Regions from separate parts of the Homo sapiens genome. Here all the other regions are linked to region 1. The links are chromatin contacts, found by Hi-C in ENCODE. All regions are on one chromosome and are shown on one strand. Each heading gives the region's core, a stretch centred on a gene start or an enhancer-like site at or near the end of the contact. The rest is flanking DNA. Distances are from core to core; before and after follow the strand shown. Region 1 holds the start of ZNF264 (zinc finger protein 264). Region 2 holds the start of ZNF530 (zinc finger protein 530). Region 3 holds the start of ZNF550 (zinc finger protein 550). Region 4 holds the start of ZNF549 (zinc finger protein 549).

The links. A loop is a pair of places that touch in the nucleus more often than their neighbours do. Pooled maps may share reads with other maps.
Region 2: a pooled map shows a loop between it and region 1 (5-fold over the local background). The contact joins the promoter of ZNF530 here to the promoter of ZNF264 in region 1. A Hi-C loop is called at or near these places in 5 of 50 pooled maps.
Region 3: a loop to region 1 is called in a pooled map, with 15 times the contacts of the local background. The contact joins the promoter of ZNF550 here to the promoter of ZNF264 in region 1. A Hi-C loop is called at or near these places in 6 of 50 pooled maps.
Region 4: a pooled map shows a loop between it and region 1 (7-fold over the local background). The contact joins the promoter of ZNF549 here to the promoter of ZNF264 in region 1. A Hi-C loop is called at or near these places in 2 of 37 single-sample maps with no recorded cell type and 8 of 50 pooled maps.

Annotation. Positions count from the first base shown.
Region 1 is chr19:57,189,671-57,193,161 of GRCh38, reverse strand. It overlaps ZNF264 (zinc finger protein 264), which reads right to left and starts at 1,662. Exons shown (of 4, transcript NM_003417.5): 1 at 1,216-1,662. The coding sequence starts at 1,248. RefSeq lists a silencer at 1,147-1,416 and enhancers at 1,587-1,646, 1,657-1,746, 1,767-1,826.
Region 2 is chr19:57,598,281-57,601,771 of GRCh38, reverse strand. ZNF530 (zinc finger protein 530) reads right to left here and starts at 1,887. Exons shown (of 4, transcript NM_001321981.2): 1 at 1,638-1,887; 2 at 993-1,044. RefSeq lists enhancers at 1,420-1,539, 1,630-1,839.
Region 3 is chr19:57,558,180-57,561,670 of GRCh38, reverse strand. ZNF550 (zinc finger protein 550) reads left to right here and starts at 1,808. Exons shown (of 4, transcript NM_001397372.1): 1 at 1,808-2,015. The coding sequence starts at 1,989. LOC124904781 (a long non-coding RNA gene) reads right to left here and starts at 1,729. Exons shown (of 2, transcript XR_007067357.1): 1 at 1,553-1,729. RefSeq lists enhancers at 1,447-1,556, 501-1,700, 2,187-2,236, 1,678-2,542, 2,687-2,766.
Region 4 is chr19:57,525,589-57,529,079 of GRCh38, reverse strand. It overlaps ZNF549 (zinc finger protein 549), which reads right to left and starts at 1,724. Exons shown (of 4, transcript NM_001199295.2): 1 at 1,474-1,724. The coding sequence starts at 1,506.

The sequences.
Region 1 (3,491 bases), core at 413-2,912:
TTCACGGTCTAACAGTGTAACTCCAACACTCCCCCAACATCAAAGCAAATCTAATGCGATGAAGTTATAAGCATTTCCACTCATTTCTAACATTAAGTCTATTTCAATTAGCCCTGAAAAACGTATCTGTGGGCCGGGCATGGTGGCTCATGCATGTAATCCCAGCACTTTGGGAGGTCGAGGTGGGCGGATCGCTTGAGGCCAGGAGTTGAAGACCAGCCTGGCAAATATGGTGAAACCCAGTCTCTACTAAAATACAAAAATCAGTCAGGTGTGGTAGTGCATGCCTGTAATCCCAACTACTCGGCAGGCTGGGGCAGGAGAATTGCTTGAACCTGGGAGGCAGAGACTGCAGTGAGCTGAGAGTGCACCACTGTACTCCAGCCTGGGCGACAGAGTGAGACCCTGTCTCAAAACAAAAAAAAGTATGTGAACACGGGCACAAAAAGCTCAGCATTCCTCACTGACCCCACAGAGCGGCACTGGAAGGGCTGCATCTACTTGGGGAACGACAGGCTCCAGACCAGCTTCCCATGCCCTCTGGGATCTCCCTGGGTCTCCCAGATCCCCCAAGGAAATTCCACAATGAACCAACCATCGGCCTCTTTCCTTACTGGGTTCCGACAGAACTTGTCTCTGACGCCAGGATACTTTGGGGCCACGGAACACGAGCGGCCAAGGATAATGCAGGCTGTAGCGATGAGAGTAAGGGCATCTGACTGGCCACAATGTCTGCAGTAGTTGCGGATGGCTAGAACATCCAGGAAAAGACCACACACTGTTGCCCTCCACGTCTCAGCGGCCGCAGGAAAACCATGGCAACCTTACACACCCTCCTGAGCCTCCTTAAACATACAACATACCTTGTCTCTGCTCGCGCATTTGTCGGCTTGCTACTGCCCTGCCCTCCCCTTCCCCCCTCAGGCCCCCAATTCATGCTGGAATGAGACCTGGTCCACCAGAGAATGCTTGCAGGCCAAGGATGATGGGAGTCCCCAGAGGAAGCATCATTCACTCAACAACCTACGGAGCTCCTTCCAGTAGGCCCAACACTCCTTACGGCCAGGTATAAATTAAGTGGCAAACCAGCTCCACACACCAAAGCGAACGACGACTGCGAAGACAAATCCAGGGGATACCTGGGCTCCCACCCACTTCGGAAACCGCCTCAGCGCTGGCAAGGAAGCGGCAACCGCGAAGCCACCGTCCACTCACCTGGGCCCGGTCCGTCAGCACCGCTGCCGCCATCACGTCACCCCCTGGGCCGCAGAGCTGGGACAGAGGAGCCCCGGGCGGCCTGACGGACCCCACCTGTGCCCGACCCTGGCCGGTTGCCCGGGGCTTCCAGGCGCGCTCGGGGCCGCCGCCTCCTCGGTGGCAACGGCGTTCCAGACGCAGGGCCGCCGCCTCCTCGGTGGCAACCGCGTTCCAGACCCAGGGCGCCGCCCCTGGAGACCGCGGGGCTGAAGGGCGGGGGAGGAGAGACCGCAGCTTGACGGCGACCCAGGAACAAACCCACGGAAGGGGTCAGGCTCGTACAAAGGTGCGGCGGGGATTCCTATCCTACTCCCCTGCTCGGTCCTGACTAGGGACCTGCAAAGCGGCCCCGACCGGGGCCCTCAGTGGCTACAGACCTCTCCAGACAGAAGTGCAGAAGAAAATGGCGTCCGCAGCGAGCAACCCGGAAGTCCCGCCCCCACCGGCGTGAGCCGTCGGAAACGTCCCCGTCCTAGGCCGTCGTTGGCCCAGCTCCCGCCGTACGCATAATGCACAGCCTTCTAAGTAGTGTAGTTTTCCTCATGTGTTCAACAACGGGAGGAACGCTTCACGGCGCAAGTTTTCCTCCCAGGGAAAGGCACTCCAGGACCCGAGGAGACGCTCCAGACCCACCTCTTTACGGTGGGCACAACTCGAGGGGAAGGATGGAGGGAGGGAACCGAGGGGCAAGGGTTACATTGCATTCTTCTCTCGGGAAAATCGGAGCTCGGGAGACAGGGACTTTCCTTCAGGTCAGGGCACAGGCAAAGGCGCAGAACTGGGTCCTCAGCTCGCCTGGCGACTGACCCCCTTTCACATCCCTCCTCCCCGGATCATCATCTTGGAAGACACAAAAAAGCCGAATGATCATCTGGAAGCCCTGCCCCGACACGTTGTGTGCGCAAACTGCCCTCTTTTGAGCCTTCTTTGGACCAGCACAGCCTCTACGTGATGCAGGGAGTCATGTATTTGGCCCAGACCACACAAAAAGTGGATTTGCCCACTTCTGAGGTGGGGAGGCTGCAAGTGGAGGAGGTTCGGAGGCTCAGGATGGTTAGTTTGAAATGTCTACAGAACCACAAAGTATCTCTGTCACAGGCAATTCGACTTACGACTGAATGTTGGAAGAAGGTTTGAGCATGAATATATGAATTTAGGAGTTACCTTACACTGTTATTTCAAGTCATGATATTGAGTGAGACCATCAAGGCAATGCATGTAGATGGAGAAGAAAATACACAGAGCATGAGCCGGGGACCAAGTCTACATCATTAAATGGTTGATGACAATATTACCAGAAAGGCCAGGTCCTTGCATCTAGATCCTGCTGCTTGCTGCACAGAAGGCCAGTCAGCAAGACAATGAGTATTGTCAGGGATGAAGGCTTTATTCGGTGCTGCAGCTGAGGAAAATGGGAGATCAATCTCAAATCTCTTTCCTCAACTGACTAAAACTAGGGGTTTATACATCAGGGAAGAAGTGTAACTATGTTTGAGAAAACAGGAATTAGGAAGGGGTAAGGAAGAGGAATGGGTCAACAGGCAGCAGATGGTCAGTTAGGCAATCATCATGGGTAAGGGGTATAGCATCTCGTTTTTCCAGATGTGGTAATCCAGTAAGTTTCAGTTTCTTTATACTATCTGGGAGGCCTGATGCTTGGTTTCCTGAGAAAGGAAATCAGATAAGACAAATAAAAGTGTCTCGAGTTTTAGGAAGGGGAGGCTCAATGTCTATAATGTGTTGATTCAAAAGAAACCATAAATATCAGTTCTATGGGACACTGGAGCTGGTTTCAGTTCCCTGTTTCTATTTATCAATTCCTCAATCATGGGGAATCTGGACGTGATCTTTCTGGCTGCTTTATGCTGAGGAGGGGTATTGTGGGTGGCTGCATACCATAGATGACCACGTGGCCACTCAGATTAACTCAAAGGTTAATCTAACGCTATAGTTTTCTTTCTTTCTTTCTTTTTTTTTTTTGAGACAGAGTTTTGTTCTTTCACCTAGGCTGGAGTGCAGTGGCACGATCTCCGCTCACTGCAACCTCTGCCTCCTAGGTTCAAGCGATCCTCCTGCCTCAGCTTCCCGAGTAGCTGGGATTACAGGTGCCCACCACCATGCCTGGCTAATTTTTGTATTTTTAGTAGAGACGGGGTTTCACCATGTTGGCCAGGCTGGTCTCAAACTCCTGACCTCATGATCCGCCCACCTCAGCCTCCCAAAGTTGAGCCACT
Region 2 (3,491 bases), core at 638-3,137, 410 kb before region 1:
GCTTCCTGTACAGCCTGCAGAACTATAAGCTGTAATAAACCTTGTTTCTTTATAAACTACCCAGCCTTAGGTATTTCTTTATAGTAATGCAAATGGCCTAACAGACATAGGGCTCCATCCTAGTTCAATAATATCCTCCACTCTTTGTAGAAGTCTCTATCCTGCACCCTTCCTCAGAGTCCAAGACCTGTGTGTCCACCTAGCCACTTGATATAGCTACTTACTTATTCTCTAAAACATCTCATATTTTTAACATGGACAAAACACATTCCTGATGTCCTGAGTGAAAAACAATTCTACTATCTACTTGGCTCTCCCAGTAGATGGAGCTTCTATGCTTCCAGCTACTAAACTCAAAAAGCCTTGAGTCACCCCTTCTTATCTCTCAGTCCCAATACCAGAAAATCAGAGCCGACCTACAATCCAAAATTCAACCATTTCTGCCACACTGTGGCCACTACTCTGGCCCACATCATCTACACTCACCTGGACTATTGCAGTAGTCTCCTCTTTCCTCTTTGGTATTGCTACCAACTCCCTTAAACCCACAGTCTGTTGTCTGTGCTCAGCCACAGGAGCCTCATGAGGCCTGGGGAAGATCACCTCCCTCTTCTGCTCCAAATCTTCATTGCTGCCATCATCTCCAGAACAAAGACATCTGAGACAGCCATTTAGTTTCTAACTCCTGTACCTCTGCTCTCTGTTCCCATGAGAAGGAAATGAGACTTGAGGTTCTCTTAACCAGCTCAGCCTCACCTCCAAGCAGCTCCAAACACCTGTACTTATCTCTGGGACAAACTTCCACATTCATCCTATTATTTGCCAGCAACAGGCACCACCTCATATAATACTCACCCTGGACATATTTTTGTTCAGAGTCCCTAGGCTCAAGGCCTGGAAAAGCGGTAAGTAAAGAATCCCAGGTCACCACAGTCCCAATCCTAGAGATCCCATTGCTGGAATCAATGAGCTTCTGGATTTCCTCCACTTACCCTTGTAGGGTCTTCAAGTGCTTCTTACGGACCTGTAAGTACTAGTGGCAATCTGTGGGAGGAAACATGTTCTGAGAGGCAGGTGACCAAAGTGTGGCTCCATGGACTTCTGGTTCCAATGTGGAACACCAGAGCCAGGTGTCCAGGGATGACTGCTTTGTATCTGGGTGTCAGTCCTTGGTGCTGACTTTTACCAGCTTTGTGACCTCGTAAAAAGACTAGGTCCCTCCATGCCTGCTATCATCACTGCCCTTCCAGCGCGTTCCTCTGAACAGCTTTTGTGAAACTTTTAGAAGCGTGACTGGGGCCGTGCCCCTCTTCTGTCCTACGCGCTGTGGCCCTCAGTGTGCTGGTGAAACTCAGTGGGGCCAATGCAGCGCGGCGCTGCCCCACCCTCTGCTACCTGCACGCGTGAGGCCGGCCTGGGTCTCCCCAGCCTCCCGGCTCAGGCGCAGCTCCAAGCTGTTGCCCGCGCAGCCCCCTGACCGTGTCGCTCTCCCGCTCCCTGCCACACTACCAGAAACGAGATCCAGCACCAGCGCCTCACTGTGCCGGACAGTGCGGTCCGGGCTGCAGAAAACCCTTCACGCGTCCCTCAGTTTCGGGTGGGGAGGGCAGAGGAGGCCGGGAGGACGCAGCGCTCACCTGGGTCGGGGCCCTCAGTGCCGCCGCCATCGGACTCTGGGCGGAGCGGGCCGGGAGCGGTGGACGATCCGGGCGGAGACAAGAGCAAAGCTGTCACCACCGCCGGCGACCGTCAGGCCCCGGCTGTGCAGCTGAGAAAACGACTCTCCTCGCGCCTTCTCGCTGTCAGCACCTAGGTCCAGATCCGGCACCCGCGGATGGAACTGACACAAGCCAAAGTGCCCGCCACAGGGAGGACGCCGGAAGTTCCGCTCCGACAAGTTGGACAGAGCGGAAATGTCCCTCCCCTGAGCCTCATTGGCTCCACGCCAAGAACCTGGCTCACGGGCCTCTGGGTAATGTAGTTCTCACCGCTTCTTGGGCTGGCAGAGGTCGCCCTTCTCCTGGACCTCAGGGAGGAATGACCCCGTTGCTATGGAGAAAGGTGGAGGGGAAGGCTGAGAGGTGGTGTCTCCAGCCTCCTTGGACAAGGGAGGAGCTTCGCTGCTTTTTTAAGGTACCATACAGAGATTTTTGGAGGGTATTGTGTACAACTAGTCACCTAGGTAGTCAGAGTTATTCAGATACAAAATGCCTCTACCCTTGGCGAGAGCCTAGTAAACATTACCTTCTTTCTCCACACATTTATGTAAAGTAGAACGTTAGAGTCAGCTTTGTGAGTTTCATTATGCTCAGTAAGGAATAAGGGAAATAGAGTTTACATAGCGCCATGACAGGAATGATAAAACATCCGTTAGATCGCACCGAAGCTGGAGGACGAAAGAGGAATTTTGTCTCACAGAAAATGCCTCTCCTGCCTGTGTAATCGGTGAGTGTGTCTAGCCCTGTAAGGAACAGTGTTGTATTCATATAATATTTCTTCCTCCATATTCTTAGATATGCTTCTTTTAGGATTGTAGCAACTTTCTAAACAGAAGAGCCACTTAGCATATGCCATTTTAAAGTAGAACAGTGTCTGTAGTGTTCACAGTCAGAGCACTTGTGCAAAGGGGACATCAGAATACCAGAATAAAGGTTTGGGACACCTAGCTTTCATCTCTTTGATGGGAAATTTTGATCATTGATACTGTTACTGCAGGGACAGTGCTTGCATGGGGAGTTGAGATCATCTTAGAAAAACAGTTGTGAAATGAAAATTACTGAAACCTATTGTATTAGTCAGGATTCTCCAGAGAAACACAGAACCAATAGGATACATAGATGTACAAGAGGGGATTTATTATGGGACTTGGCTCATCCAGTTATGGAGGCTAAGAAGTCCCAGGATATACCTTTTGCAACCTGGTAAGACACGAAGGTGGGTGGTATCATTCAGTCTGCATCTGAAGGCCTGAAAACCAAGGGAGCCTATGGTGAAATTCCCAGTTGGAGGCTGAAGGCCTGAGAACTGGGTGAGGGTCATTCTTGTATGTTCCAGAGTCCAAAGGCCCAAGATCCAAGAACTTTAATGTTGGAAAACAGAAGGTGGATGATCCAGGGCAAGAAGAGAGTAACTTGCTCTTTCTCTGCCTTTTTGTTCTATCTTGGCTCTCAAAGCATTGGATGTTGGCCCCTAACACTGATGAGGCCAGATCTCCTTTACATTGTCTACAGACTCAACTGCTAATATCTTCCATAAACATTCTCACAGACATATCCTGTACTAAGGTTTTCCCAACTATTTGGGTAGCCCTTAATGCAGGCAAGTCGACACAAAACATTATACGTCACAACTATTAATAATCTTGTGGCTAGGCCAAGCGCGGTGGCTCATGCCTGTAATCCCAGCACTTTAGGAGGCCAAGGCAGGTGGCTCATGAGGTCAAGAGATCAAGACCAGCCTGGCCAACATGGTGAAGCCCTGTCTCTACTAAA
Region 3 (3,491 bases), core at 559-3,058, 370 kb before region 1:
CCCTGGACATTTTGTCATTTACAGACAATTGTTGTCTTGTTTTAATCCTCTTCAAAATATGGTTCATAATCAGATGTAGGAATACTTTAACAGGTATTCCTAAATGCAGGTTTCTGATAACTGAAAAACATACAGGACTCATGAAAAGCTAAAATGTTTATAAATATCAAGCAGAACAAGAGTTAACAGAATAGGCTGAACTAATAGAAAAACTGAAATAATCTTTTTGACTTTTGCTTGGAACATTGCTGATCCTTGTTTTGTTTTTCAGAGTCAAGGAAACTTCTTTTGAGCTAGCTACAGCCTTTAACAATTGAGTAAGGTTTACTCCTGAGAACAAAATTTGGAACATGTTTGTTTCTCTCTGCCTTATTGGTTCTTTAAGGACCACTGCAACATGGTCTTGGGAATTATACTTCAAGAAGCCTATAAGGTTAAAGGGTGTTTATACTCACAGTGATATAGGAATAGCACTGGGTGGTTGCAGGAGGATGGAAAAATTCGAACAACAAATAAAAACAAGAACTAGGCAAAGAAACCATAGGATAACAGAAAACCCAAAATAAGAGAAAGAATGGCCAAAATCCCAGTCAGGATGACATGTCCATGACTCTTCTGGGCAAAGCCAAATAAGAGAGAAAGGGGGCAGTAACCAGGTGGGTCCCTGAATTTCCCTCCTTTTCCAGAATACCTAATAATTATTCCACTCTCTAATTAAAGAAACACCCACAAAATAGGAATGCTGTGTGGTCACAGGAGAAGGGGGAAAACATCAAGCTGTTAAAATTAGCTACTCCAACAAGAAGACTGGGCTGATGAGACCTTAACAAACAGGATTGGGGCTAGGCTGTCCCATGACGCTAGATTTGACCCATTTCCTACCCCAGACCTAATTATACACTCATTGCCACATTAAATCACACACCCACCAGTGCCAGGCCAATCCAAGCACGCCCACATTTAGTATAAAAATGGTTGGCACCCCAATTCTAAGAAATTCCCACCTTTTCCTAGAAAAACCTCATGATTATCCCACCCCCTAATTAGAAGAGCCCATAAAATTAGAAACCCAAACTCCATTGTGCATGACCCGCTCTCCCTCGTACGTCCGCATTTCCCTCTTCTCTTGGGAAAAGTACACTCTTCTCAAAAATGTGTACTTTTTCTTCCCAATAAAAGCTTCTTGCCTTTGGCTTCATTTTGACTCATCCCTGCATTCTTTCTCACGATGGTGTCACGAAGCTGGACTCCGGAAGCGGGCGGGGACTCACGGCCCCTGGAGACCTTCCTGAGCCCTGGGCAACACCAGTCCACACAGAGGAGGCAGACGTCCCACAGACGGAACCCCACGAGCATGTCCCGGGAATGGCTCCACGCGGGAAGCGGGGGTCCAGATCCACGCCAGTCCCAGGGACAGTGCCTGGCGTCAGGGTGGAGGAGGACGCAGTAACCAGGCGTAAGATTTTACTGGTACATGGGAATGTCACTGGGTCACTCAGAGGAGGCAAGCGGGGAACCTCGTGGCAGGGCCCCCTTTATCAAACTCGTTTACCTGGGTGCCTGGGCGAGTGCTCACAGCCTGCTTGTAGGGACGTTGAGGCATCCGAATAATAGGAAGTTTTAAAAATTTACAATCCAGTGTGTACACTTGCTCCGCTAAGATCATCTGAGATATACAGAAACATGGTGTGCATAATAAAAAAGGAAAAAGAGCCAAGCCTGGCCTCTTACGGGACAAGACTACATTACCTAGAAGGCAGTGGGCCGGCGCAGGAAAAGGCGTGGCAGGCGACCGCGACACAGGGGCGGGACTTCCGGCCTCGCTGGCGTGGACGTTTGTGGTGGGGCGTGTTGGTCCGCGCTCTCAGAACTGTGCTGGGAAGGATGGTAGGGCGACTGGGGCTCACCTCCGCACCGTTGTAGGACCCGGGGTAGGGTTTTGAGCCCGTGGGAGCTGCCCCACGCGGCCTCGTCCTGCCAACGGTCGGATGGCGGAGACGAAGGACGCAGCGCAGGTGAGCAGACTGGCTCGGCTCCCCGCGGCCACCCGGCCTCAGTGTCCCGGGCCCGACGAGCGGAAGGACGGCGTTTCAGGGTCGTCCTCAGTGCAGTCCCTGCCGTTGCTTCTTAGAGGCCTAGAAGGGGGTCGCGCGGTCCCGGGTCCGGAATGCAGGCCCGCGGTGGCGTGGGGAGCGTCCCCGTTTCTGGGGTGCGCGGCGTTGTGGTATGAAATAGGGCTTTTAGGGTCCCGGAACCCCTCACAGGTGAGAGGAGCGACCGCAGTCCTCCTCGTGGCTCTTCCAACCATGTCCTTTCTCGGGCCTGCGACCTTGAACAAGTCCCGTTACTGTCCTCGTCCTTCATTTTTGCGCGCGCAAAGTAGAAATATTTACTCTTCCCCCCCCCGGGGTTGAGGAAGCTTGAACGGCTCCCTGGGTGATGTGTGTGTGTCCGTCTCAGTGCACAGCACGGTCCGGGGACGTCGCTCAGGATGTTGTTTCCGGAGCTGCTCCCTGGGCCTGTGCTAGGTTTGGAGACTCAACCCCAGCAGGAGTCTGACCCTCTGGCCTCCTTGGCCTCCTGTCTCTACAACACGAAGGGCAGCGGCTGAAAGAGGTGGGAGGAGCGTTTCTGCGGTTGCTGCTATGCCAGGGCAGAAAAGGTGGTAGGGCAGGCTGAGGAATTTGTCTTTCAGTTTAGGGCAAGGGACGCTGGGTTGCAACTAACAGTATATTTTCCTGTTTAAGACATTTAGTTACAGGTGAAAAACGAGTCCATTAAAATGTTCAGTGGCGATGGTATGCAGGATGTAGTGTCCCTTTGGAGATAACACATGAGGCCCAGGGTTACTCTCTAGCAGTCACTCTGATTACTTTCATGATAGCCCAGATTACTGTCAGCTCCTGTCGTAGTTGTTAATTTCTCATCCACCTCTCCCTCCTTTGCTTTATTTCTGACTCCCTCTGGTGTCCGCTGCTTAAAGAGGTCTCGTCTGTTGCACCGTTTAAAGCTGACCAGAGTCTCTTTGGTCTCCTTGCTCTGTTTTCTTGTCATCTGAATCTTTAAGGCCATCTGACATTGCCTTACTCATTTATTTAGTTGCCTGTTTAGGATCTTTTTCCAACCCTGGAATGTGAGTGCCTGTTGCTTCCCTCTCCCAAGACCCAGAACAGCCAGGCTTAAGTACATTTATTGTACTTAATAAATGGTTGATGATTGAATAGGCCTCTCTTATAGGGACTCTCATCACATTTCCAATAAATCCACCCCCTCCTACCAGCATGGTCTGCAAGGCTGTACTTGGTTTGCCCTTTTGACCGCATCTTCTTTCTCCTCTTCCATTGTCCCCTTTCTCACTGCATTCATCCAGGGAATCCTGAGCTTGCCAAGCTCTTTCCCATTTTCAGCCTTTGCCCTTGCACTTCCCTTTGTCTGAGACATTGTTCTCAGGTCTCTGCGGGGCTGCAGTTCCACACCCATCCTGGCAGTGC
Region 4 (3,491 bases), core at 475-2,974, 340 kb before region 1:
TGCAGTTTGCCTCCTGATCAGAAAGAAAGAAAATGAAAAGGTACAGTAAAAATATGGTATCATAATCTTATGGGACCACCGTCACTGATGTGGTCAACACTGTTGTTATGCGGTCCATGACTTATCACAAGACACTTTTCACTGAGGAAATTACAACGATTTTAGGAATTCTGTGCCAGGAAAGCATGACAAAAAACAAACATTTATTTTTTATTAGAGCACAGAGTTATAGTGACATTTTATTCGGTTAACTAATTGCTTGCATAAATTTAATTTGTTAAATCTATACAGTCTAAACTTGTATTTTCCTGGGAGAGCTGCTCTTGCTGGGCTTGGGCTTCTCTGCTAGTCTGGCTGACCTTTCTCTGGCTCCACATAGAGTGAACAGTTCGCCAAGTCTTCTGAATGGTGACTCTACACAGTGTCCCACCCTCAAATCCATCCTATGCAGTGTGTATTCCTTACACATTCCCTTTGGAAGTACCCCCGGAACCCCATGGCCCTCCTATCTGCAGGCAGCTTCGCCAAGGCCGACCCACACTTTCCCAGCCTCCAGCCTCAGCCCTCCCTCTCTTCATCTCAAAGTAAAACCTTAAGATTTCCCGTCTAAATTTAAGGCTTGGCTTGAGTCTACGCCCCAGCCTGTCTCCATTTACACATCACTGAGTCAGTCCCCTCCCATGAATTTTCTACTTATGATTCCAACTGCCCATGTAACAACTTCACTCTGTGGCAATTTAGAAACACCACGTCCAAAATTCAACTCCTACTATTTCCCTGAAACCTGCTCCCTCACCAGATTTCTTTGTCAACTCTTCCAGATGTTCAGGTAAAAGAAAAACTTGGGATCATACTTCACTCCCACTTTTGCTCATAGGCACAAATGATGGAGCAGAAAATCCTGCTGGCTTTACCTTTAAGATCTACCAAGATTCTTATTACTTAGGTCCCTTCAGCAACCCGTCTGGTCCAGAATCCACCATAATCCTCCTGGAGCCTACTACAGCAGTCTCCTCACCAGTATCCCTGCGTCCACCCCCATCACTCCGTAACAGTCTGTTTTCTCCACTCATTGCCTTTGAAATATTTTTTCAGACCCTCACTCAGATCGTGTTCTCCTTTAGTTCACAACCCTCCATGGCTCCCAAAGACTCAGAATTAAAAACCCCGGTTGCTCAGGCTGCCATGGCAGCCGTGCCTTCTTCTCCTCATTCTCTCTGCTCCCTGCAGACACAGGTCCGCCCCCAAGTTTCCGAATGCTCGCGACCCCGGCGCACCTCCCAGGCTCTGCGCGTGCAGCCCCCACGGTACGCAACGCTCTCCCTTCTTCACCTCACCGCCCGTCAGCTCTGAGGACCCCACCCAGAACTCCTCGCTGTCCTGGAGAAGAGGCCTGAACTGCAGAGACCCACGCAGGTGACCCCAGTCCGGGGCCTCAGGACCCAGGTGAGGATCCGAGGACTCCGCTCTCACCTGCGGCGTAATCACTAGCGCTGCCTCGGCCATGGGACTTTAGGCGGGGCGGGGCCTGGAAAGGCGGGCGGTAAAGCCCGGGATCCGGCGTGCGTGCGGTGGCAAATCGCTGGGCGACGCTCAGACCGAGACCAGGCAAGCTCCTCTGCGGGCGGACACCACCTCCACCGGTTTCCGGCTCCAGTTACCTGGCCCGGACCCAGCGAGCCGGAAACGCCCAGCCCGCGGACGCGCTCGCAGGCAGCAAAAACGACCACCACCGGAAAGACGCCGGAAGATTCTGGCGTATTGCGCACTTACGGAGGTGCCCCTTTCCTGGGCAATGATTGGTCTAAGGCCCCGGCACGCTCGGCGCACAGTATTCTGGGTGGTGTAGTTCCTACCACGCCGCAGTCCGCCGCGCTGTGAGGACTCAATCCAAGAAAGAGAGGACAAAGGAAAAAACCCATCAAACTAGGGTCAGCAAAGCCTATTACATACACAGGATAAAAGAATACGATTTGATCTTCATTTCTCAACACAAAAGTTGACATATATTGCATACAATACATTAAAAATGTTGACAATTGAGAATTGACGCGACCCTTAATTTTTTTCTTTTTTTTAATGTAGAAACTATAACCAAAAATAAAATTCAAAGGCCTCCCAACTATCTGAATGGACCCCCTCCTCTCAGCATTATAGAGTTAACCTGAAAATCTAGTTCAGGCCATTATGGAAGAAGGGGTTGGACATGCCTCATTCTACCCCTACAGCAATAACATCAGCATAGACCTTAAGTCTGATAAGAAACATTTACAATCTATTTCTCTGAAACTTGCTACCTGCAGGCTTCATCTGTATGATAAAACCTGGGTCTCCAACCAAGGTGATCACTAACAGTGGGGTCAGCATCCCCTTATCCCACACGTTTGTGTTTATTCTGTTTTTTTGCCCTCAAGTGTTAGTGACTTAAATTACATAATGTATCTATTATCATAAGTGGAACTGAAATGAGATTGCAGAAACATTATATCTTCTTTTTCTTTTCTTTTTTTCCTTTTTTTTTTTTGACAGAGTCTCACTCTGTCGCCCAGACTGGAGTACAGTGGTGCAATCTCTGCTCACTGTAACCTCCACCTCCCAGGTTCAAGCGATTCTCCTGCCTCAGCCTCCCGAGTAGCCGGGACTACAGGCATGCGCCACCACCCCCGGATAATTTTTGTATTTTTAGTAGAGACAGGGTTTCACCATGTTGGCCAGGCTGGTCTAGAACCGGCCTCAAGTGATTCGCCTGCCTTAAAGTGCTGGGATTACAAGCATGAGCCACCATGCCTGGCTTTTTTCCCCCATATTTAGCAATTAGCTTTTGTTGCTATCCATTGTCTTCATTTCTCTTTAGTTTTTAATTGTTTATAATTTTGACATTTTATAATTACTTAAGAAAGGTTAGAAAAATTACCATTTAGATTGGAGTCATATTAAATAAGACACCTATATTGTAAAAATATCTTTATGAATGTAATCTTTGGCTATAGTGTTGTAACCGAGCGAGTTATAGAGAAATGCCACACTCTGAGACTAATTCTGGAGTCCTTTTATTGCCAGCGACCGAGAGACAGCTAGAGCTCAAAATTCTTGGCCCCGAAGAAGGGGCTAGATTTCTTTTTATACCTTGATCTAAATAGGGGAGGGGGAGTTTAGCTGAAGCAATTTTTACAGAAGCAGAACAGGCAAAAAGTTAAAAGATAAATGGTTACACAAACATTTACAGGAAAATAAACAGTTCCAGGTGCAGGGGCTTAATTATCACAAAGTGATAAACGCAGGGGCTTTGGGTACCATTAACTGAGTGCGTTCCTAGGAGCTGCTGGTACAGCGTGCCTCAGTGTCTATCAGTAAGTGCATTCCTGGATGTGCTTGGAGTCAGCTTGCACTAGTTATGTCCTTAAGGGAGGGGGATAAGGGGGCTGCAAGTGAAGAAACAAAAATGGAGTCTGTTTGGCTCTCTCAGCTGAGAGAGACAATCAGGTTAAAAC